Regions from separate parts of the Homo sapiens genome. Here region 2 is linked to region 1. Evidence: read pairs that join two places in POLR2A ChIA-PET (ENCODE). Cell type or tissue: GM12878. All regions are shown on one strand. Links, peaks and the distances in the headings refer to the core of each region. The heading gives the core; the rest is flanking DNA.

Region 1 (11,172 bases), core at 2,066-10,065:
GAGGAGCTTTCCAGGATAAAACTGATTCCTGTGGTCCATTTATTGATTGCTCAATCAGTAATACTTTGGAATATTTTTTGTTTTGATCTTTGAGTTTGGTTAAAGTTCTAGACTTCACAGAGGCTGAAATTGGTTATGAAAGAGTTTGTTTTGTTTGTGCCAGTGCATGTTGGCTGCCTTCTCTGACTTAAGCTTTTTCTCCTATAAATGGAAAGGCGCTCTGAGGGTTAGGTTCACACAGGCCCTCATCAACCAGTCACTTCATAGTTAATCACAGCTCCTGTCCTGTCTGCACAGCCTTTGTGCAGCACTGTTCTAAGCGTCTACCTGTTTTGCAATTTAAGGTAATTTTTACAACAGCCTCAGTAGGAAGGGACTGTAATTCTCCATTTTACAGATGAAGAGACTGAGTCACAAAGAGGTTTAGTGACTCACCTAAAGACCAAAGTCAGTGGCATAGTTGGGGTTCACAGCTGAACTTCCAGGAGTAAGCCCCTAACCAGAACATTCCATGGTATGTTGTGACTCTGGGTGGGAACAAAGGGACCACCGATCCTCTGGGACTATTGCTGATTTGGGATGCTGTAGAGCTGGCTCCTAGCCAGCTGCTTTCAACAGCACACCTGCTGGTCTGGCCCTGAGTGTGGCTGCAAATCTGGATATAGGTGATGGGTAAAGGCACATGCGTGTGATTTTAGGGGATGTTACAAAGGTCATTTGCAAGGGAATTTTTAAAAGGATAAAATAAAATCTTTTGCATAACACAAGCTAAAAAGGCAGCAGCTATGGCTCCCTTGGCAGCCTGTGCAAGTTCATGCTTGGAAGACTTGAGCATCAAAAGATCTAGCAGAGGCCAGGTGCAGTAGCTCATGCCTGTAAATCCCAGCATTTTGGGAGGCCGAGGTGGGATGATCCGTTGAGCCTAGGATTTCGAGACCAGCCTGGGCAACATAGCAAGACCCTGTCTCTAGTCTCTACTAAAAAAGTAAATTAGTTAGGTGCGGTGGCACATGCCTGTAGTCCCAGCTATATGGGAGGCTGAGGTGGGATGATCCCTTGAGCCTAGGATTTCGAGACCAGCCTGGGCAACATAGCAAGACCCTGTGTCTAGTCTCTACTAAAAAAGTAAATTAGTCAGGTGCGGTGGCACATGCCTGTAGTCCCAGCTATATGGGAGGCCGAGGTGGGAGGATCACTTGAGCCTAGGAGTTCGAGGCTGCAGTGAGCTATGATTGGGCCACTACACTTAGTCTGAGCAACAGAACAAGACCCTGTCTCAGAAATGTCCTCAAGGAACAGCCATCGCCCTAGGAACCCTTCTGGCCACAGGATCTGATTAAAATCTTTATCCTTTATCACATGCAGATGAGGCAGCTGGGTCCAGATATGCACCCAGGCCCATAGGTAACACATCCTGTTCTCCAGATTTACTCTGTGGGTGTAGGCTGGAGGAGCCGAGTCAATTCCCTGTGGCTGCTTTTCTTTATCAGACTTTTTGAGATCATTAAAGTAACACATGCCCACTGTATAAAATTGCAGAGGACTGACTTACAACTCTCTGGACATGGTCAGTCAAGGTGATTCATGCCTGTAATTCCAGCACTTTGGGATGCCAAGGTGGGAAGATCGCTTGAGATTAGATGTAAGGCTGCAGTGAACTATGATTGTGCCACTGCACTCCAGCCTGGGCAATGGAGCAAGAACCCATCTCTTAAAAAATAAATAAATAAATAAACCTCTCTGGATACCCCATTTTACTCCCTCCAAGAGCACTGTGAACAGGTGGGTGTGTCTCTTGTAGACATTTTGTTTGCATTTACAAGTGCCTGCAGCAAGAGAGAGAGAGAGAGAATGCAAGCACACCAGACTTTTTTTTTTTTTTAACATAAATGAGATGCAACCACTTATATTCTGAAGCTCGCCGTCTCACTGAACAATGTACCTGGGTTATCATTCTGAGTACGTTCAGATCTCATTTAACCCTTTCCAAGGACCACAGAGCATTCTACTCTGGTGGCGCCGTGCTGGAACTGGACCTCTTAGAGCCCCCTGGGCTGTTTGCAGTGTGGCCTTATTGCTGACTCAGCAGGGAAGAGGGATGGTGCATACAGCAGTGGACTCTGCACCTCAGCTGCCTCATCTGTAAAATGGGGTAAAATGGCTGGGTGCAGTGGCTCACACCTGTAATCCCAGCATTTTGCAAGACTGAAGCAGGCGGATCACGAGGTCAGGAGTTCGAGACTAGCCTGGCCAACATAGTGAAACCCTGTCTCTACTGAAAATACAAAAATTAGCTGGGCATGGTGGCGCGCACCTGTAATCCCAGCTACTTGGGAGGCTGAGGCAGGAGCATCACTTGAACCTGGGAGGCAGAGGTTGCAGTGAGCCGAGATCACACTACTGCATTCCAGCCTGGGTGACAGAGCGAGACTCCATCTCAAAAAAAAAAAAAAATGTGGGGGGTAAAATTCCATCTGCATCACCGAATTGCTGTGAGGACCAAATGGGGTGAGGCTTCTGCAGCCACAGGCAGTGCTGGCTTCATGGCCACTGGTGCCTCCATATTGACTGCAGCCTTAAGCAGGAGCTGGGATAACAGTGACGCTGTGGACTTGCAGTGTCTTGGTGATCAAACTCCATTTGATATGGATGCTGTTGTATTTGCAGTTTGTTTCCTGAAGGGGTGAGCTAGATTGTGGTAAAGTAGAATGGGAGTTTGGGGTGAATTAAAACTTGCATCTTTATTCTTACCCTCTCTTTCTGTTTTTGTTTTTGTTTTGAGACAGGGTCTCTCACTGTTGCCCAGGCTGGAGTGTAGTAGTGCTCACTGCAGCCTCAACCTCCCAGGCTCAGTCAACAAGTTATCCTCCTACTTCAGTCTTCCAAGTAGCTGAGACTACAGGCATACCCCACCACACCTGACTAATTTTTGTATTTTTTATTTTATTTTATTTATTTGAGACAGACTCTTGCTCTGTTGCCCAGGGTGGAGTGCAGTGGTGTGATCTTGGCTCACTCTAACCTCCACCTCCTGGGTTCAAGCGATTCTCCTGCTTGAGCCTCCTGAGTAGCTAGGATTACAGGTGCCCACCACCACGCCTGGCTAATTTTTTTGTATTCTTAGTAGAGATGAGGTTTCGCCATGTTGGCCAGGCTGGCTGGTCTTGAACTCCTGGCCTCAGGTGATCCACCTGCCCTGGCCTCCCAAAGTGCTGGGATTAAGGCACTGCAGCCAGCCAATTTTTTATAATTTTTATAGAGATGGGGTTTTGCCATGTTGCCCAGGCTGGGTCTTGAACTTCTAGGCTCAAGCAATCTTCCCTCCTTGGCCTCCCAAAGTGCTGGGATTACAGTGTGAAGCACTGAACTAAAGAGAGAACTGACAGGCAATTAAGGATGGATTTCCCAAGGCTAGGTGTGGTGGCTCACAGCTGTAATCCCAGCACTTTCAGAGGCTAAGGTGGGAAGATTGCTTAACCCCAGGAGTTCGAGACCAGCCTGGGCAACATAGCAAAACTCCATCTCTACAAAAGCTTAAAAAAATTAGCTGGACATGGTGGTGAGCACCTGTAGTCACAGCTACTTGGGCGGCTGAGGCAGGAGGATTGCTTGAGCCAAGGAGTTTGAGGCTTCAGTGAGCTTTGATCTTGCCACTGCACTCCATCCTGGGCAACACTGCAAGTATACATAGGCACCATACAGAAATGTTCATTGCAACTTCTTTTATGTCAGTAAAAGCTTAGGAAATAAGCCAGCTCGAGCTCCATTGGGAAATAGATGAACACCTATGTTACAGTTATAGGAGGAAATAATCCTCTGCATGTAGCAGTTACAAATCATTGGCTCAACCTGTACAAATAATGTATCTCAAAAACAATATGTCAAGGAGGAAAAATGTCCAGCACTCTACACCATATGAAACCATGAAAACTGTACAAAACTTTATGTTGTATGTAGATAGACAGATCTCCATAAAAAATGTGTAAGAATGTGCTGGAAGGAAAATTCTCCTTGGTGTGAGGGTGGTTACTGCCTGAGTGGGCAGGACAGGATAAGGGTAGTGATGAACGAGGACTCTGGCTTCATTTAAATGTTTGATTTCTTTAAAAATTGGCCAGGCACGGTGGCTCACGCCTGTAATCTCCGCACTTTGGGAGGCTGAGGCGGGCAGATTGCTTGAGCACAGGAGTTCGAGACCAGCCTGACCAACATGGTGAAACCCTGACTCTGCTAAAAATACAAAAATTAGCTAGGCCTGGTAGCCCACGCTTGTAATCCCAGCTACTCCGGAGGCTGAGGCATGAGAATCACTTTAACCCGGGAGGCAGAGGTTGCAGTGAGCCGAGATCGCACCACTGTACTCCAGCCTGGGTGACAGAGTGACACTTCGTCTGAAAAAAAACTCCCCAAAAAACAAAAAAAACTTAATACCCCATGAGCAGATATTAAAAGAAAAAAGAAAAAATATAATGGTCCCCTGATGTGCCACCCCTGCAGATAATCACTGTTAACGGTATATCTGAAGCAGAAATTTGCTTTTTCTTGTTTGCCTGGGAGATTCTTACAGAATGAGCCAAAACCTGTGTTTTGGAGTGACTTTGTGCTGACTGAATCTCCCTATTGATTGTACAGGTTGATGACTTCTTTAGGAGTGTCCTTTGTTTTTGTTTTTGTTTTTGAGATGTAGTCTCACTCTGTCGCCCGGGCTGGAGTGCAGTGGCACGATCACGGCTCACTGCAACCTCTGCCTCCCGGGTTCAAGCGATTCTCCTGCCTCAGCCTCCTGAGTAGCTGGGATTACGGGTGCCGCCACCATGCCCAGCTAATTTTGTATTTTTAGTAGAGTTGGGGTTTCACCATGTTGGCCAGGCTAGTCTCAAACTCCTGACCTTGTGATCCACCCGCCTTGGCCTCCCAAAGTGCTGGGATTACAGGCGTGAGCCACTGCACCTGGCCTCTTTTTTTTTTGGTTTTTTTTTTTTTTTTTGAGACAGGGTCTTGCTCTGTTGCCCAGGCTGGAGTGCAATGGCATGATCATAACTCACTGCAACCTCAAACTCTTGGGCTGAAGCGATCCTCCTGCGTCAGCCACTAGAGGCACTGGGATTATAGGCATGGGCCACAACATCCAGCTAGGAGTTTTAAGAGCCTCTATAGAAATAGATTTAGGTGGCCGGGCATGGCAGCTCATGCCCTGGCATAAGAGTGAGGCCTAGTGACAGAGTGAGACTCCGTCTCAAAAAAAAAAAACAAAAAGAAATAGATTTAGGCAGGCTGGGTGTGGTGGCTCATGCCTGTAATCCCAGCACCTTGGGAGGCCGAGGCAGGCGGATCACCTCAGGTGGAGACCAGCCTGACCAATATGATGAAACCCCGTCTCTACTAAAAATACAAAAATTGGCCGGTGTGGTGGCATGTACCTGTAATCCCAGCTACCTGGGAGGCTGAGACAGGAGAAACGCTTGAACCCAGGAGGCGGAGGTTGTGGTGGGGCCCAGTGACACCGCCCGCCTCAGCCTCCCAAAGTGCTGGGATTACAGGCATGAGCCACCGTGGCCGGCCCGTGTTTTTAATCAGAGAACACAAATGGGCATTCAATACTTCCTGCCTGCCCAGAATCTGTGGGACACACTTGAGTTTCAGGTGACAGGGCTATAATAATGTTTGTGCTCCTGAGGTCAAGCTGAGTTGAGAATTTACATGTTGTGGACATGTGTATGTATTCCCTGCTCCAGTAATCATGATTATTCATCACCTATTTTCCATCAGGCCCTCTACTGAGGACTTCTACCTGCATTTCACCTTTCATCCTACCCGCAACTCTATAAGCCTGGTAGTATTGCTGTCCCGTCTTGCGGGTGAGGAAACTGAGGCTCAGGGAGGTCAAGTTCACATTAAGTATAACTAAGGGCATGTGTGTGAAGGTTGGGCAGGGCAGAATTTGAAGCCCACTTTCAAACTTATAACTTAATGTGAACTTGACCTCCCTGAATAATGATCAGACCATAAGAATGTATTAATAAACATTTAAGGGACAATTGAATAGAATTTTAAAATCAGAGAGGAGGAGCCATGTTTGTATTGTTCACTTTTGCATTCCTGGCACCTAGCACCTTAGCATAGGATCACTGTTGGGTAAATATTTATTGAATAATGAATGGTTGCCATTTACGAAACCATGTTTACAGTTTTGTGCTCCAGAAGTGAGGTAAAGGGTTGCTTAATGAGAACCCAGTATTTCTACTCAAAAGGACCTTATTGCAAAGTATTTGGAAGTTTAAAAGAGTGGGAACATGGGGACGCATAGGGAGTGGTGAAACTGGCTCAGGGAAAGTCCATTGCAGCAAGATAGAGGTTGCCAAACCGTAAGCAGAACAAGTTGAAACCGCGCCTGTCTGGCAAACAGTCCAAAGTGGAATTGAAACTCCCATCTTTGAAGTGGTGAAAAAAGGCCCTGGGGTGGGGGAGTGGGGCAGAGGGCTGGCGTCTGTCTGCCTGGGTTAGTCTTGGTTCGGGAGTGTCCCGAGCAAGCCTGGGGAGATGACTGCCCCTCGCCTTGATCCCCAACTAACCTGGGGTTCTGGATTATGTGTGGGGAAGAGGGAATGTGTGTGGCATTCCGTGTTTGTCTTGAACTTTACTCCCTGGAATCTTGTAATACAAGCAATGGCATCTGCTTTCCATCGGACATAATCACCTAACCGCAGATTAGCAAGTGAAAGAGCACATGCCGTTGGGATCATCCCAGGCTGCAAAACCGCGCCATTAGCTTGCTCACTCTTTGGGAAAATACGGTGTTCCAGGGACGGGGATTTCCTAGGTAACATGTCCAGTTCTCTCATGCATCAAAGCTTGAACTGAAATCTTTCTAGAATGTATCCTGCCTCCTTAAATCAGAACTACTGAACACAGTTTAGCCTTTCATTGGAGACCCTGGGCAGATGATTACTGAACACAGTTTAGCCTTTCATTGGAGACCCTGGGCAGATGATAACCACCCATTGTCATGAGGTCTGGGGGTGGTGGCCAGAATTTCATTCTCTCCTGGCCTTGGTCTGACCTCCGCCCCCAAGGTCCAGTTGTCCTGCTCTGGGCACTGACCCTGCCCCAGCTCCTGAGCCCCTCGACCACCACAATCACCACTAAGTCTCTGCCTGGCATGGAGAACAAGATAGCCAAGGTGAAGAGGGATCCTGTTACCCTCTAACTCAGTAGTTCTAATTTCTACACAGTAATCTGCCCCATGTTTGGAAAAACGCATGTGAAAGGGTTCGCCACAGCTGTTGCTGGAATGGCGATCACTTGTCCTAAAAGTGCATTTGTAGGAAATCGTTAAATAAACCATGGCCTGACCGTGTTGAGGAACGCTATGTGGCTTAACATGAGGCAGAGCTGCCTGTGGAATAACGTCCAAGAGAAACTGAGAAAAGCGAGTTAGCAAACAGCAAGTCTATTACCCCCACTTAGAAAGGACACGGCAGTGTCCCGGTTCTCTGGTCTCCTGGGTCCTCCCAGCATCAAGTGCAGATCCTGGCACACAGCAGGTAGAATCGCGAGCCCCCCGCTCTCCCCTCACCTACACCCTGCAGCCACTCCTCCTGTCCCCAGGCTCTTCCTAGCAGTCACCCTTCAGACCCCTCAGCTGGCCAAGCCTCCTCCTGCTTCTCACTTGCTTGGTTTTGCTTGTTTCCTGCGCCCTCTCCTCACCAGGACTTCAGCTCCCACAAGCCAGGACTTGGCTCTTGGACTCCCTGTGCTGGAGTGGCCAGGGCTGTCAGTGAAAGCTTATGGAATGCGTGGGTGAATGAATCCAATTTTTACAAAACAAAGTGAGATGTATTTATTAAAATATGTAGGAATTAGAGTATTTTGATAGAAAATCTTTATGTTTTGCCTACAGTCTAGATTGAAAATGTCAACTCCAGACATCACTGTGCTTCTGGAAACTATAAAGAGGAAGTGGGAGCTAGGACATCCCCCCACCACGCCCCGCCCAAGAGCGTTTACGTGTGTTATGTAAGTCGAGCTTCGGGTTTCTGGTCAGGAGGTTATAAAGCATTTGGCCCAGAGTCTGGCCTGGTGTTTATTCAGGAAAACTGCTCCTCACTTGAAGCAGAACTTTGGCAGAAACTCAGTGTGAGAACAGTTCCTACCCAGCCCCCCACCGGGGAGGGAAGCCACTGAGTCTGGCTCTGGGAGAAGGGAAATGGGAAATGTAAACCGGAGGAGGTTTCCAGCGTCCTACAGCAGACCCAGGTTTATCTTATCAGTGGAGAAGGGAGGATGGGTTGTTGAAAATGCAGCCTGGTTCAACAGTGAAGGGTGATTGAGAACATTCTGGGCTTTGAAAGGCAAACATGCCAGGGAGTGGTCTTTCCAGGATCCTAATCTAAATCAGAGGGGCCAGCCCAGCGAGGAAGGGGTGGGGCTGGTGGGGTTTTAGCCAGACTGGCCCACCTCTCCCCTTCCTACTTCCTGATCTTTGCAAAATAAAGTTTAAAATCCAGGACAATTTAGTATGCTTTGGTGCAGGGAACAACATAAAGAGTATAGACCTGGCCCTCGCTCCTAAGAATCTTTAAGCTACGAGAGAGCTGCAGGATCTAGAACACTGCAGGACCCCCTGCGGGCAAGGTCCTAGCTTAGGAACTGTACACTCGTTCTTGCATTTAACCTTCACATCAGCCCCCAGAAGTACTCGATGAGGCATCTGGGAAGTGAAGGGATTTGCCCAGGGTCAAATCTGTGAGGGATGGAGTCAGAATTCAAACCCAGGCCGGGCATGGTGGCGCACAGCTGTAATCCCAGCACTTTAGGAGTCCAAGGCAGGAGGATCACTTGAGCACAGGAGTTTGGGACCAGCCTGGCCAACATGGTGAAAGCCCATCTCTACAAAAAATACAAAAAAAATCCCACCTTTATTTAAGAAAAAAAATTCAAACCCAGATCTGTTTGGCTTTGAGGTTGGTGCTTTTTACAACATTCAGAATAAAATTTTTTTTTTTTTTGAGACTCTGTTGCCCAGGCTGGAGTACAGTGGTGCAATCTTGGTTCACTGCAACCTCCATCTCCTAGGTTCAAGCAATTCTCCTGCCTCAGCCTGTCGAGTAGCTGGGATTACAGGCAAGTGACACCATGCCCAGCTAATTTTTGCATTTTTAGTAGAGACAGGGTTTCACCATGTTGTCCAGGCTGGTCTCGAACTCCTGACCTCAAATGATCCACCTGCCTTGGCCTCCCAAAGTGCTGGGATTACAGGGATGAGCCACTGTGCCTGGCTCAGAATCAAAATGTGAAATCAACGTGTGTTGAGTCAGTAAGTAAACCATAAAGATGGAGATTTGGGAATCAGAATTCCAACCTCCTTGAAGGCAGACCTGGGCTATGGCTGGAGGTTGGAGTTGGGAAAAACACAGGCCTTGGAGTCCCAAAGACCTGGCTTCAAAGCCTGGCTCTGCCTTTGCTGCTGTGTGACCTAGAGCCAAGTGGCTGGACTCTTCTGTGCCCAGCATCCTCTGCTGTGAAGTGGAGAGGATGAAGTTCACCTCCTAGGTTTGCTATGAGGTTTAAATGGGAACAATCCAAGTACACAGAACCGCTGGTGTGGGGCTGGTTCTTGAGGGGTAGCTAGTGAATGTTAGCCATGTCCATGACACGCAGAGGGCTGAGTGGACTTCCTCCCTGGGTGGGGGAGGAAGAAGCTTGGGGATAGTACAAGGCCAACCAGACCTACTTCCACCCAGCCCAGCCTAGTGCTTCTCTGTACTCTCCTAACCCTGCTGACCCAAGTGCTTTGCTGTGAGGCAGTTGTGTGTGAGGCGTGAACCCTGAGCCTGTGCTACAGGGGGAAGGAGAGAAGGATGCCTACTCAATGGCTGCAAGCTGCCTGCCCGCCCCCCACGCCCGTGAGCCCCCATCTTCCAGCAGGCAGACCCGGGAACTCCCTTCTCCTCCACGGGCACCCCGAGGAGGAGCTGACTTTCAGAGTCGGGGAGTAAACACCCAGGACCTGCTGCCCAGGCACGGCATAGTCCAACTTGAACTTAGGTCTGGCAGTTTCCTGGCTTTGAACCTGAGCTCTTTATTGCCACACCTGTCCCCACACTGGAAATGACCCAGCCCTCCCGTGGAAAGAAAGAAGGGTGCCATTTCCCTAAAAATTAACGATTGACTAACTAATATGAAACCACACAAGCACGCCTCCAGAACCCCAGTTAATGTTTACCCATGTTCTTCTCCGGTGCCAAGAGCCTTTCCTGTGGGTGCACAACTGCGGGTTCCACCATAGAGATTATGCGGAACAAATTTCAGCCTGGGAATATGATTCCTGCTAGGCCCTTACCTGAACGACTCCTTCCTGGGGCACTCTGTTTCCACCCTGCCATCGTCATGGCGTTGGGCATTCACTCCATGCTTGGCGCAGAGACTGCAGACCCTCACATGGCTTTATAAAAAGGGGGCTCTAGGGTGATTCCCACCCTACAGATGAGGAAACAAAGACACAGGGGTGAGGTGCTTGTCCCATGTGACAAAATCAGGAGCAAAAGAGCCCATATTCGGCCAGGCGCGGTGGCTCACGCCTGTAATCCCAGCACTTTGGGAGGCCGAGGTGAGTGGATCACCTGAGGTCAGGAGTTGGAGACCAGCCTGGCCAACATGGTGAAACCCCGTCTCTACTAGAAATACAAAAATTAGCCGGGCATGGTGGCAGGCATCTGTAATCCCAGCTACTCAGGAGGCTGAGGCAGGAGAATCGCTTGAACCTGAAAGGCGGAGGTTGCAGTGAGCCGGGATCGCTCCATTGCACTCCAGCCTGGGGAACAAGAGCCAGACTTTGTCTAAAAAAAAAGAAAAAAAAAACCCTCACACCTGTAATCCCAGCACTTTGGGAGGCCCAGACGGGCGGATCACGAGGTCAGGAGATTGAGACCATCTTGGCTAACTCGGTGAAACCCCGTCTCTACTAAAAACACAGAAAAATTAGCCGGGCATGGTGGCAGGCGCCTATAGTCCCAGCTACTTGGGAGGCTGAGGCAGGAGAATGGTGTGAACCTGGGAGGTTGGAGTGCAGTGAGCTGAGATTGCGCCACTGCACTCCAGCCTGGGCAACAGAATGAGACTCTGTCTCAGGAAAAAAAAAAAAGCCCATATTCGTCCAGATTCTTTTTTTTT
Region 2 (11,172 bases), core at 1,529-9,528, 340 kb before region 1:
GGCCAGCGCCCCTCACCTGGCACAGAGGACTCTGCCTGGCACATCCCACCCATGGCCTCTGATGCCCAGCTTGGAGAAGTGGTAGAAGAGGGGCTGGGGGATGCCTCAGGGGGACTTAGCCCTCAGCCCTGAGCCCCCCGCTGCATCACAGGCCTGAGTGCCCAGGAGGCAGTGGTCTGGGTAGGAGTGGCTGCGACTCGGGGGTAAATGTGCTTCAGAGCCATCCCCACTCATCCCCTTTCGAGCCAGGTGTCCCTGGTGTGTGACTTGGCCTTGCTGGGCCTCAGTTTTCTGTAAAATGGGAAGTGTCATGGGGGGCAGGCTACGGTAAGCACTGATAGGGCAGGTGAGGGGCAGCCTCGGGCCCACCCTTCTGGCAGGAGACATTTGGGGCACCCAGAAGCCCTGGAACAAGGCCACTCTGACCTTGATTTTGGGAGCACAAAGTCCCCCCAAGAGATAGCACAGGAGCCCGGGTGTCTGATGAGTGACCCATCCCTTGGGGGCCTCAGTTCCTGGGTGTGCCTGGGTCTGCAGGGGAGGCAGAGGCACAGGTGGGCAGCTCCCTCTGGGTGGGCTGTGACCCTGCCTGGGCACAGGAGGGCCGTGCCCGTCCGTCCTTGCCGTGATTCTTCCAGGTGGCACCGCCCTCACACCTCCTTTACAGAGGAGGAAACTGAGACCCGGGGAGGCCACAGGAGTCGGGCTCTGGGCCCAGAGCCTGGGCGGGGATGCAGGAGCCACCCCCATGCCTCCGGGTGTGGGAAAGGGGAAGCAGAAAGAAAGGGACGTCCGCCGGAGGCCTGGCGGTTTCCTCTCGGGGCAGGAGTGCGAGGAGGAGGAGGAGGAGGAGGAGGAGGAGGAAGAGGAGGAGGAGGAGGAGGAGGGACGGCAGGAAGCCGCCTCGGGCTCTGACAGGCGCGGCCCTGGCCTGCCCCTGCCCTTCTGAGCCTGTGACCCGGGGGAAGGCACTTTGCCCTCCCTGTGCCTCAGTTTACTCAAGTAAAAATAGCTGAATGATGGCTCTGGCCCCAGGATCAACTGAGTGCTGTCTGGGAAGCACCTAGAGCTGTGCCCAACACAGCCAGTGTTCGCTGGGGCCTGCAAGGCTTTGCTGCTGCAGGCATCACTGGCGTTGTCATTTTTATTTATTATTTATTTATTTAGAGACAGAGTCTCGCTCTGTCGCCCAGGTTAGAGCAGAGTGGTGTGATTTTGGCTCACTGCAACCACCGCCTCCAGGGTTCAAGCAATTCTCCTGCCTCAGCCTCCCGAGTAGCTGGGATTACAGGCGCCCACCACCACACTCCGCTAATTTTTCTGTATTATTAGTAGAGACGCGGTTTCGCCATGTTGGCCAGGCTGGTCTCGAACTCCTGACCTCAGGCTGTCCATCTGCCTCGGCCTCCCAAAGTGCTAGGATTACAGGCGTGAGCTACCGCGCCCGGCCCATTTTTATTAATTGGTTTTCATGTGACAGGCACTGTGTCCGCCACATCCCATGGAATCCTTATCACAAACCCCGGAGGTGGGGACAGTGATGAAGCCATTTCACAGCCAAGAAAACTAGGCACAGAGAGGTCCAGAAACTTGCCCGAGGCCCCAGAGCTGGTAGGTGGCCAAGGCAGGAAATGAGAGTCCCTGGTGGGTCTGCCAAGGCCGGGGGGCACCAGGGGCAGGGGGTTTGTGTTTAGGCCCCAGAACAGGCAGAGAGAAAGCACCCACCCTCCACCGTCAGAACGAGCCTGTATCCCGGCAAGCAGGGCAGACTGAGCCCTGGTCTTGGCAGGCAGGCAGAGCTCAGGTCCTGGCGGGCACACAGGCTTAAGAAGCCGGTTTTTTCCTGGGCCCACGTCTCCTGGGGGACCAGCGGCAGAGGCTCCTGGGGTAGGAACGGAGGTCCCATCCTCACTCTGTCCTGGGCTGCCATGTGACCCAGGTAGGTCCCAGTCCTCTCTGAGCTATGAAGTGGGTGCCTGCAGTGGCCTTCTGGGAGTGATGGGGAAGGCGGAGGGGGTTGGGCAGGGCTCCTGCGGCCCCAGCCACACACACTGCCGCCCCATCTGCCCCCTTATTGGGGTTCCATGCAAAATCGTTTTTGAAAAAGTGCTTTGCCGCTTAGAAGAAACCCCCGACCGCGCTGAAACCACGGGGGCAGATGGTATCGGGGCGCTTCCTTTCAGCTCAAATTCTGCGAATCCACAGCCTAGAAAGTGCCCTGAATCCAACAAGGGGGGAGGTAATTAAGTTATTATGGTCCATCCCCACCCCGTCCTGCTTACCAGGCCTGGCTGCTCTTACTGGCTTCTTGGAAGTTGGTGTGGTATTTTTTTGTTTTGTTTGTTTTCGAGGCTGGTATTGAGATGAGACCATTGTGGGGTCAGGGCTGTGGGCTTGGAGGTTCAGGGTCAGGGTCCAGGGGCGAAGGGTGGACGCTGGAGAAGGGCAGATGGACAGGGTCAGGTTCAGATCTTGGCTCTTGTATCCTTGCTGTGTGGCTCTGGGCCAAGAACTTGGCCTCTCTGCGCCTCAGTGGCTCATTACAGAAAATGGGATGCCAGCACTTGCCTTAGTGGGTTGTTTTGAGCCAACTGCAGGCTCAGGGAGTAGCTGGCATGATGTGTTCCTACCCTGAAGGGCAGAAAAAGGGGAAGGAGGCCACCAGATCCCACAGGTGGGTCCCCAGGGTCCCTCCCCGGGATGGGCAGCAGCCTGGCTGCTCCCCACAGCAACCCCTGGCTGGCCCCATTGGCGCTGCTGGAAATCCCCCACCCAGTTCTTTGTGAATGGAAAAGGAAACTGATTGCGCTAGAAGAGGTCTCCGAGTGCCGGCCGGGGGTGGGTGGCGGGGGGGGCTTCCTCTCCCAGTGCAGGAGGGGCCACCTCAGCTTCCTTTCTGGGGCCCCATACCCCCTTTTTCCTATCTCCCCTCTGAGTTGAGGAGGAGGCTGTGGCCCCCGCCCACTGTTTGGCCTCTGGAACCACTGGGTGACAGTGTACATCGGGGCGATTAAGGGCCACCTGGCCTCTGGACCTCCCTCGCTGTGGCTGCTGCCTGGGACCCCCCACCCCATGCCTGACTCGAACCCCAACCTCAGCTCTACACACAGGGGCACCACTGTAGGAGGAGAGAGAAACCTCTCTCTAGGGAACCACCTGGAAGGGGGCCCTGCCCTGTCTTCATCTGGGTACCCCATGTAATCTAGGAAACTGTCTTTAACTTGCCGAGGGCCTCCATGTCTGAGTTCCTAATGTTTTTTATTTTGCTTTTTCAATTAATAAAGCTCATGGCAGAAACTATTTAAAGAAAAAAAAAAACAGTAACAGAAAAACCTCCCACAATCTCACTACCCAGAGAGAACCAGCATTTCCATTTTGGTAGATGTCATTATTGTCATTTTTGTTTTGTTTTTGAGACTGGGGGACACTGCTCTGTCCCCCAGACTAGAGAGCAGTGGCGCCATCTCGGCTCATTGCATCCTCAACCTCCTGGGCTCAAGGTGATCTTCCCACCTTAGCCTCCCAAGTAGCTGGGACTATTTAATGCTGCTATTAGCATAGACATTAGCAGGACACCATGCCCTGCTAATTTTTAAGTTTTTTTGTAGAGACAAACTCTCACTATGTTGCCTAGGCTGGTCTTAAACTCCTAGGCTCAACAGTCCTCCCGCCTAGGTCTCCCAAAGTTCTGGGATTTACAGGCGTGAGCCACCACCACACCCAGCCTCTTCTCTGTCTTTAACTTTGCCTCCGCCTCCAAATTCCAATTCCTTCAGCAATTGCTGGGAAGGGATTACTTTTTGCACAATTCTGTCTGGAGCCCCTTGCAGGCAGGAGCTTGTGGACAAAAGCTTCAGCCTTTGCGGGCCTGGCATTCCTCATACTATTTGGTCACCTGCTTTTTTCACTTTGTGTCCTGAACATTTTTCTGTATTCTTTTTTTTTTTTTTTTCCACCTCCTAGGTTCAAGCGATTCTCGTGCCTCAGGCTCCCGAGTAGCCAGGATTACAGGCATGTGCCACCACGCCCGGCTAATTTTTGTATTTTTAGTAGAGACGGGGTTTCACCATGTTGGCCAGGCTGGTCTCGAACTCCTGACCTCAGGTGAGCTGCCTGCCTCAGCCTCCCAAAGTGCTGGGATTACAGCCACCGCGCCCAGCCCATTTTTAACTTTTTTGCTGGTATAGATGACCCTGGGATGAACACCTTATGTCAGTCTTGGTGCCCACTTCTGATGATTTTCTTCTGCTCAGTTCCTAGAAGGGGAGTGCTGGGTCAAGGCTTTTATGAGCACTTCTGATCCGTTCTTGCTCTCAAAGCTTTATTGAGATATAATTTACAAACCATAAAATTCGCTTGTGTAAAGCGTATAATTCATTGGTTTTTAGTATATTTACAGAGTTGTGCAACCCTCACCATAATCTAATTTTAGAACATTTTCGTCATCAAAAAAGGAAACCTTGTACCCATGAACAGTCACTCCCCATACCTCCCTCCCCAGCCCCTGGCAACCACTCATCTCTTTTCTGTCTCCAGGGATTTACCTATTCTGGACATTTCACATATGTGGAATCAGACTATGCAGCCTTTTGTGTCTGGCTTCCTTCACTTAGCATCATGTTTTCCAGGTTCACCGAAGTTACAGCATGTATTTTGTTCCTTTTTATGGCTGAAAAATACTCCATTGTATGGACTTGCCACATTTTGCTTATTTGTTTATCACTTAATAGACATCAGGTTATCTCCACTTTCTGGCTGTTATGAATAATGCTGCTATGAACATTCGTGGACAAGTTTTTGTGTGGATCTGTGTTTTCATTTCTCTTGGGATACATCTAGGAGTGGAATTGCTGGGGCATACAGTAATTCTATGTTTAATTACATTGGGCTGGGCACGGTGGCTAACGCCAGTAATCCCAGCACTTTGGGGGGCTAAGGCAGGTGGATCACTTGATGTCAGGAGTTTGAGACCAGCCTGGCCAACATGGTGAAACCCTGTCTCTACTAAAAATCAAAAATTAGCTGGGCGTGGTGGTGGATACCTTTAATCCCAGTTACTCAGGAGGCTGAGGCAGAAGAATCACTTGAACCCAGGAGGTGGAGGCTGCAGCGAGCCAAGATCATGCCATTGCACTCCAGCCTGGGAAACAGAGAGAGACTCTGACTCAGAAAAAAAAATGACTATATATAAAATAAATATGACTGCCAACCTGTTTTCTGAAGCAACTGTACCATTTTATATTCCCACCATCATTGCGTGAGAGGACTCCAGTTTCTCCATGTCCTTGCCAATATTTGTTATTGTCTGTCTTCTTGATTGTAGCCATCCCAGCCATCTTAAAGGGTGTGAAGTAGTTTCTCAGTGTGGTGTTTTTTTTGTTTGTTTGTTTTAAACGGGGTCTTGTTCTGTCACCCAGCCTGGAGTGCAGTGCAGTGGAGTGCAGAGGCAGCTCACTGCAGCCTCAAACTCCTGGGCTCAAGTGATCCTCCCACCTCAGCCTCTTGAGTAGCTAGGATTACAGGCACACACCACCACACTCAGCTAATTTTTGTTTTTCACTACACTACGTGATGTGGTTTTTTGTTTTGTTTTGTTTTGTTTTTGTTTTTTGAAGAGCTGGGGTTTCACCATATTTCCCAGGCTGGTCTCGAACACCTGGATTCAAGCAGTCCTCTCACCTCAGCCTCCCAAAATGCTGGGATTACAGGTGTGAGCTACCGGGTTTAGCCTCAGTGTGGTTTTGATATGCATTTCCCCAATGGAAAATGGTGTTGAGCATCTTTTCATCTGCCTAATAGCCATTTCTTATTCTTTTGATACATTATTTTTGAGTAGCCTTCCAGAAAGGTCATACGCATATATCTTCTTGTCACCAGTGGTGCCAGCACTGGGTATTATTTTAAAAACCTTTGCCACCTTCTGGATGAAAAGTGGTTATCTTATCCTAAGTGTGACCATTTCTCTTTGTTAAAAGTTGAGATATGATTCATATACCATAAAATTCACTTGTTTAAATTGTACAATGCATTGGCTTTTAGTATATTTAAACAATTGTGCAATGATCACCACTATCTAATCCAGAACATTTCTATCACCCTAGAAAAAAACCTTGGAGCAGTCAGTCCCCAAACTCCCTGCCTCCAGCCCGTGGCAACCACTGATCTTTCTGTCCCCGTGGATTTCGACTGTTTCTCTTCTGTTCCTTGGTCATACACATTTCTTGTGATTTATCAGGCTATTTACTCAGCATGTTTGTCTCCTGCACTGCTTGCCTTTTTCTTGATTTGTGAACACTACACGGCACGGATATTAGCTCTGTCCCATGTTGCAAATATTTCCCTGGTTTCCGATTTGACTTTTCAATTTTGTTCCTGCATTTCTTGACCTATGGGGGTTTGCAAGTTCCAGGCAGTAAAATCCAGTGATCTTCGCCTTTATGGTTTTATTCTTTGCTTTTTTACCTTAGAAAGGCCTTTCCCCACCCAGGATCAGATAAATAATTATTTAGGTTTTATTCTAGTTCTGTCTTGGTTTCCTTTTTCACTTTTAATTATTTAATCCAGCTGGCTTTTGTTATGGGTGGCTGGTGTGATTTCCTGTTGTTTTGTGATGTCAGTGAGAGGCTGTGTGTCAAGGCCTGTGACATGGTAAACGTTCAGTAAACAGGAGCTAAAATGATAGTAATGAGAGTCCGTGCCGGGTGGAGCTCAGAAGGACATGGGATTCCCGGTGCTGTGCCGTGGCTGGAGGAGGACCTGGCCTGGCTGTGCCAGTTGGCTGGGAGCCCCTCCACCCCAGAAGCCCTTGCTCTCACCTCTTCTTCTGAATCATCGTTCTTCGAAGGCAGGCAGTAGCTACCGTTGTCTGGGGCTTTGGGGATCTTGGTGGTGATGAGTCCCCTCTCCTCTGGTGCACTCTCCCCACCCGAGACGGGCGACAGAGGTTTTTTGTTGTTTCTTAACCACATCTTTTTCCACCCACACCCGGTGCAGAGCAGATGCTTGGCCGGGGCTTCCCCGAGCTGGTCCTGGCTTTGTGGCAGGGGGATGGGCCGTCGGTGCCCCATTCAAGCCTGGGGACCTGGCCCCACTGGTGTGTGCTACAGTAGACCCAGCCCTGGGGCCCCATGATACCCTCGGTGATCGTCACAGATGCGGGGCCTGGCTACAGTCCTCACTGGTGTTTTTTTTGTTTTTGAGAGGGCATCTTGAAGTAGCCCAAGCTGGAGTGCAGTAGCACGATCTCGGCTCACTGCAACCTCCGCCTCCCAGGTTCAGGTGATTCTCGTGCCTCAGCCTCCTGAGTAGCTGGGACTACACATGCACCACCACGCCTGGCTAATTTTTGAATTTTTAGTAGAGGCAGGGTTTCACCATGTTGGCCAGGCTGGTCTCGAACTCCTGACCTCAAGTGATCCGCCCATCTTGACCTCCCAAAGTGCTCGTTACAGGCGTGAACAACCCCCACCCACTGCAGGGAGCCAGGCTTGCCCCCTCCCTGCCAAGGGAGCTGCTTGCTCTCCCTTCTGTCTGGAGGCCAGCACAGCCTGGCACTCGTGGTTTGGGGCGTCCATGGCCTTGTGGTGGCGAGGCGCAGAAGGCGTCACCTGAAAAAGGTGTGGCCAAGGGCAGGGGTGCTGGGCTTAGCCAGGCTGGCCACAGTGGGGGCAGGAAGGATTCCTATGGGGACAGCTGGGAGCAGGATGTGGTCGTGCGAGGCGTGGGCTGACGGCAGCTGGCATGCAGCAGGGGAGGTGTGCTGGGACCAGGCCTGGAGTGGGGTCTGGTGGCCCTGCCGTGTATGGAGCTGAGTGCCGCCCAGAGATGCCATCTTGTCCTCAGAAGTGGCTCAGGCCTGCTGGGGACAGGGCAGGTGGATGGAAGCTGCTGCATGCCCTGTGCCATGTGCTGGTCCGCTGGCTGTCACTGCAGCGCAGCTCCCGGTGCCTGACAGTTGTTTGTCCTTATTTGGCACTTGAGAGCCCAGCGGTTTGGCCAGAATGGTGCCCTGTGCGGAGGGCACAGCTTGAGTGAAGGTGTGGAGGGAAAAGGCCCTGGGGGTGTGGCTCCCCTCCTTCCATCCTGCTCCTTGCAAGGCCCATCCCAGGACATTCCTCCTAGCCAGGTGGGCTGGATGGGGCCTGGACTTCCTGTCCATGTTTTGGGATGAGAGCGCTGGGGAAGGTGCCCACTGCGGGGTAGGGAGTGTAGGGCTTTCCAGGCATCATCCCTCATAAGCCACTGTCCCCAGGCCTTGCGCATAGCCCCACCATAGCCGACTCGAGAGTAGAAGCGTCCCACCATCCTCACAGCAGGCTGCAGGGGCCATGTGTAACTGGCCCCTCCACCCTTGGCCACCTGGTGGAGTCGGCACCCATATCTGAGGAGGGGACCATGTTGCTGCTGGGGACTCTGGGCTGGTCTGGAAGCAGGTGTGGTGGGGGCTGTCTTTCCCTGTGTGAAGGTCTTCCTCTGGGTGTCTGTCGCTGTAGGGAGGCCACTCTAGCATCTGAAAGGGGCTCTGTGTCCTTGCCATCATGATTCTGTCTTGGGGGTGGTTGCTGTCTCTCTGAGAGGGGGCTTTGTGTCTGTGTCCCTGTGATTCTCTGACATGCAGGAGGACCATGATGGGAACTGAGGGGAATTCACTCTGGGTGGGGTTTTAGACAGGTCCCCAAGTCCTGTCTGTCCCAGCATCTCTGGCTAATCACTTCCCCCGCCCCCCTCCCGCCACACACATACACGGGAAAAGCAGGCTGGTGTGTGTCCTGTTGCCCACACCACACTCAGTCACTCAGTGTGAGCTGGGGTGCCACCTGCCTGGAGGGGGGATCTGACTCTGAACAGGGATTCTGTATTTGGGGGTGTCACACTCACCATGTCTGTCTCTGCCTCTACCATCTGACTGGGAGAATTCCTCTCAGGGTTGGGGTGGGCACCAAGCCTTGCTCCCAGTAGGGGCCCAGCCCTGGGTTGGGCCCAGAGGAGGTGCTTGGAGGGTTTACTGGGTGACGGATGGATGAGCACTTGGGTAGGGGCCTGGGACCCCCAAAGCCCTCAGATGTCTGGGAAATAGGGGGATGTTCTGGCTGGGGAGGTTTCTGTTTCTGGCATTGGGGGGCTCTTGCCAGGAAAGGGCTTTTCTGGCAGCCATGTGGCTTTTCTGGAAGCTTCTCCCTTCTCTTTCCTCCTCCCCTGTGGGGAAAGGGCACCTGAGGCAGCAGGGTGCAGACCAAGGGGGGATCTGGCCCATAATGAACAGGGTGGTGGGGGTCTAGGAGCCGCTGCCCTGTGGACTGGGCCCACTGGGCATTCAGGGCAGCAGGCAGGCTCACTTGCAGAAGTCCAAGGAGTGGGTTCCATTATCATCCCCATTTTACAGGTGAGGAAACTGAAGCACAGCAGGCCAAAGTAATTTGCTCAGGGCCCTGCATTTGAAGGGTCTGTGAAGGAGGGGCCAGGCTTGGGGTCCTGGTGGGGGGCATAGCAGAGAAGCGCCCTGTGGCCTGTAGTTCCCACACTGATTCAGTCGCTGGAACTGGCTCATTGCCTTCAGTTTGCCCCCCAAGGAGCTTGGGAAAAGGGGGCTGAGATCACCCATCACACCCCATACCTCCCTCTGCTTCCCAGGCACTTGAGAGCTTGGGGGTCCCAGGTACCTACCCAAGTGCTCATCCATCCATCCACCCGGCAAACCCTCCAAGTACCTCCTCTGGGCCTGCCCCAGGGCTGGGCCTCAGCTGGCAGCAAGGTTTGGTGCCCACCCCAACCCCAAGAGGAACTCTCCCAGTCAGATGGTGGAGGCAGTTGCGTCATCAGGAAACCATGGCCGGTTCGATAAGCTCAGTGCTGAGGGAGAGGCACAGGAATTGCACTAATCATGACTCAGTGGTCAGAGAAGGCTCCCTGGAGGAGAGGAGGTTTTCTCTGCTGGGACATGCAGTTTGGGTCAGGCAGGGCATCACAAATGCAGGGGCTGGGTGGCAGGGGAAGGTGTGGGCGGGAAGGCGGCTGGAGGGAGACCAGGTGTTGGGGGTGCTGGGGCTGGGGGTGGGCAGATGAGGATTGGAGCCCTGGCTCAACTTCGCTATTCCCCATGGCTGGGGCACTGTGTGATTTTGCCTCCCAGAGTCTGTAGCATGGGGGCTCCTGATGGTGCCCTTGCGGGGAGGTCAGGGGGCTGACACACCTGAGCCTGCCTTTCAGCCTGCCCTCTTCCCTGGCCAGCTGGAGGGGCCTTGGGAGGCCCACCCCAGCCCTGAGAGCACTGGCTTGTAGCATCCCTATCACTCATGGTCTTCACTGGGGTGGGGGATGGCAGTAGGGGCAATCATCCCCTATGCCCCCCGTTACCCAGCACAAAGGATGCTTAGCCAGCAAAAGGCTTATGATGAATGTTGAGCACCCACCACCTAGCAGGCACTGGCTCGCGGCCAAGGACACCACGTGAGCAAAGCCAAGTCACGGCAGAGACCTGCATCAAGGAATGCGCAAGACCAGCTCATAGGACAACAGGCAGGGAAGGAAGTGAAGGGGCTTTGCGGCTCAGGATTTAGATACTGTGGTCAGGGAGGGCCTCCCTGAGGAGATGACACTTTGAAAAGCAGTCGTATTTGTGAAGCTGTGGGGGGAGCTGCCTCTCTGAGGGCACAGGCCCCGAGTGCACCTGGCACACTGAAGAAGAGTGGAGGCCAGTGTGGCTGGATCAGAGCGAGGGAGGGAGGCCCAAGAGGCTGAGGAGGTAACAAGGGTCTCTCAGATGAGGACCACAGGGGAGTTTTTGTTTTTGTTTGTTTGTTTGTTTGAGACAGTCTTGCTCTGTTGCCCAGGCTGCAGTGCAGTGCAGTGGCGCAATCTTGGCTTACTGCAGCCTCTGCCTCCCGGGTTCAAGTGATTCTCCTGCGTCAGCCTCCCAAGTAGCTGGGACTACAGGTACCTGCCACCATGCCCGACTAATTTTTGTATTTTTGTATTTTTTTGTGTGAGATGGAGTTTCGCTTTTGTTGCCCAGGCTGGAGTGCAGTGGCACGATCTTGGCTCACCACAACCTCTGCCTCCTGGGTTCAAGCGATTCTCCTGCCTCAGCCTCCCGAGCAGCTGGGATTATAGGCATGTGTCATCACACCTGGCTAATTTTGTATTTTTAGTAGAGACAGAGTTTCTCCATGTTGG

The links. Peaks named below come from ENCODE experiments on the same cell type or tissue, not always from the same donor. Only the 100,000 strongest peaks of a DNase experiment are listed, where the experiment ranks them.
Region 2: POLR2A ChIA-PET joins it to region 1 with 11 read pairs; 2 of 35 experiments call an interaction of 5 or more read pairs at or near these places.

The regions. Positions count from the first base shown.
Region 1 is chr12:111,767,705-111,778,876 of GRCh38, forward strand. The region is part of intron 1 of ALDH2 (aldehyde dehydrogenase 2 family member); the gene reads left to right. Among named protein-coding and RNA genes, the nearest start is that of ALDH2, 6.4 kb to the left of the region's middle. RefSeq lists enhancers at 5,429-6,000, 7,704-7,893. In GM12878, for the core only: no CTCF peak of the experiment used is centred there; DNase peaks (open chromatin) are centred at 6,376 and 7,987; H3K4me3 peaks cover 1,301 bases; H3K27ac peaks cover 3,281 bases.
Region 2 is chr12:111,428,184-111,439,355 of GRCh38, forward strand. All of the region lies in intron 2 of SH2B3 (SH2B adaptor protein 3), which reads left to right. LOC124903019 (a long non-coding RNA gene) reads right to left here. Exons shown (of 2, transcript XR_007063462.1): 1 at 9,765-11,172; 2 at 4,301-8,901. Among named protein-coding and RNA genes, the nearest start is that of SH2B3, 28 kb to the left of the region's middle. RefSeq lists enhancers at 2,551-2,860, 6,782-6,871, 6,932-7,061, 7,572-8,151, 8,152-8,731 and 1 more. In GM12878, for the core only: no CTCF peak of the experiment used is centred there; DNase peaks (open chromatin) are centred at 2,669 and 6,908; H3K4me3 peaks cover 3,591 bases; H3K27ac peaks cover 7,833 bases.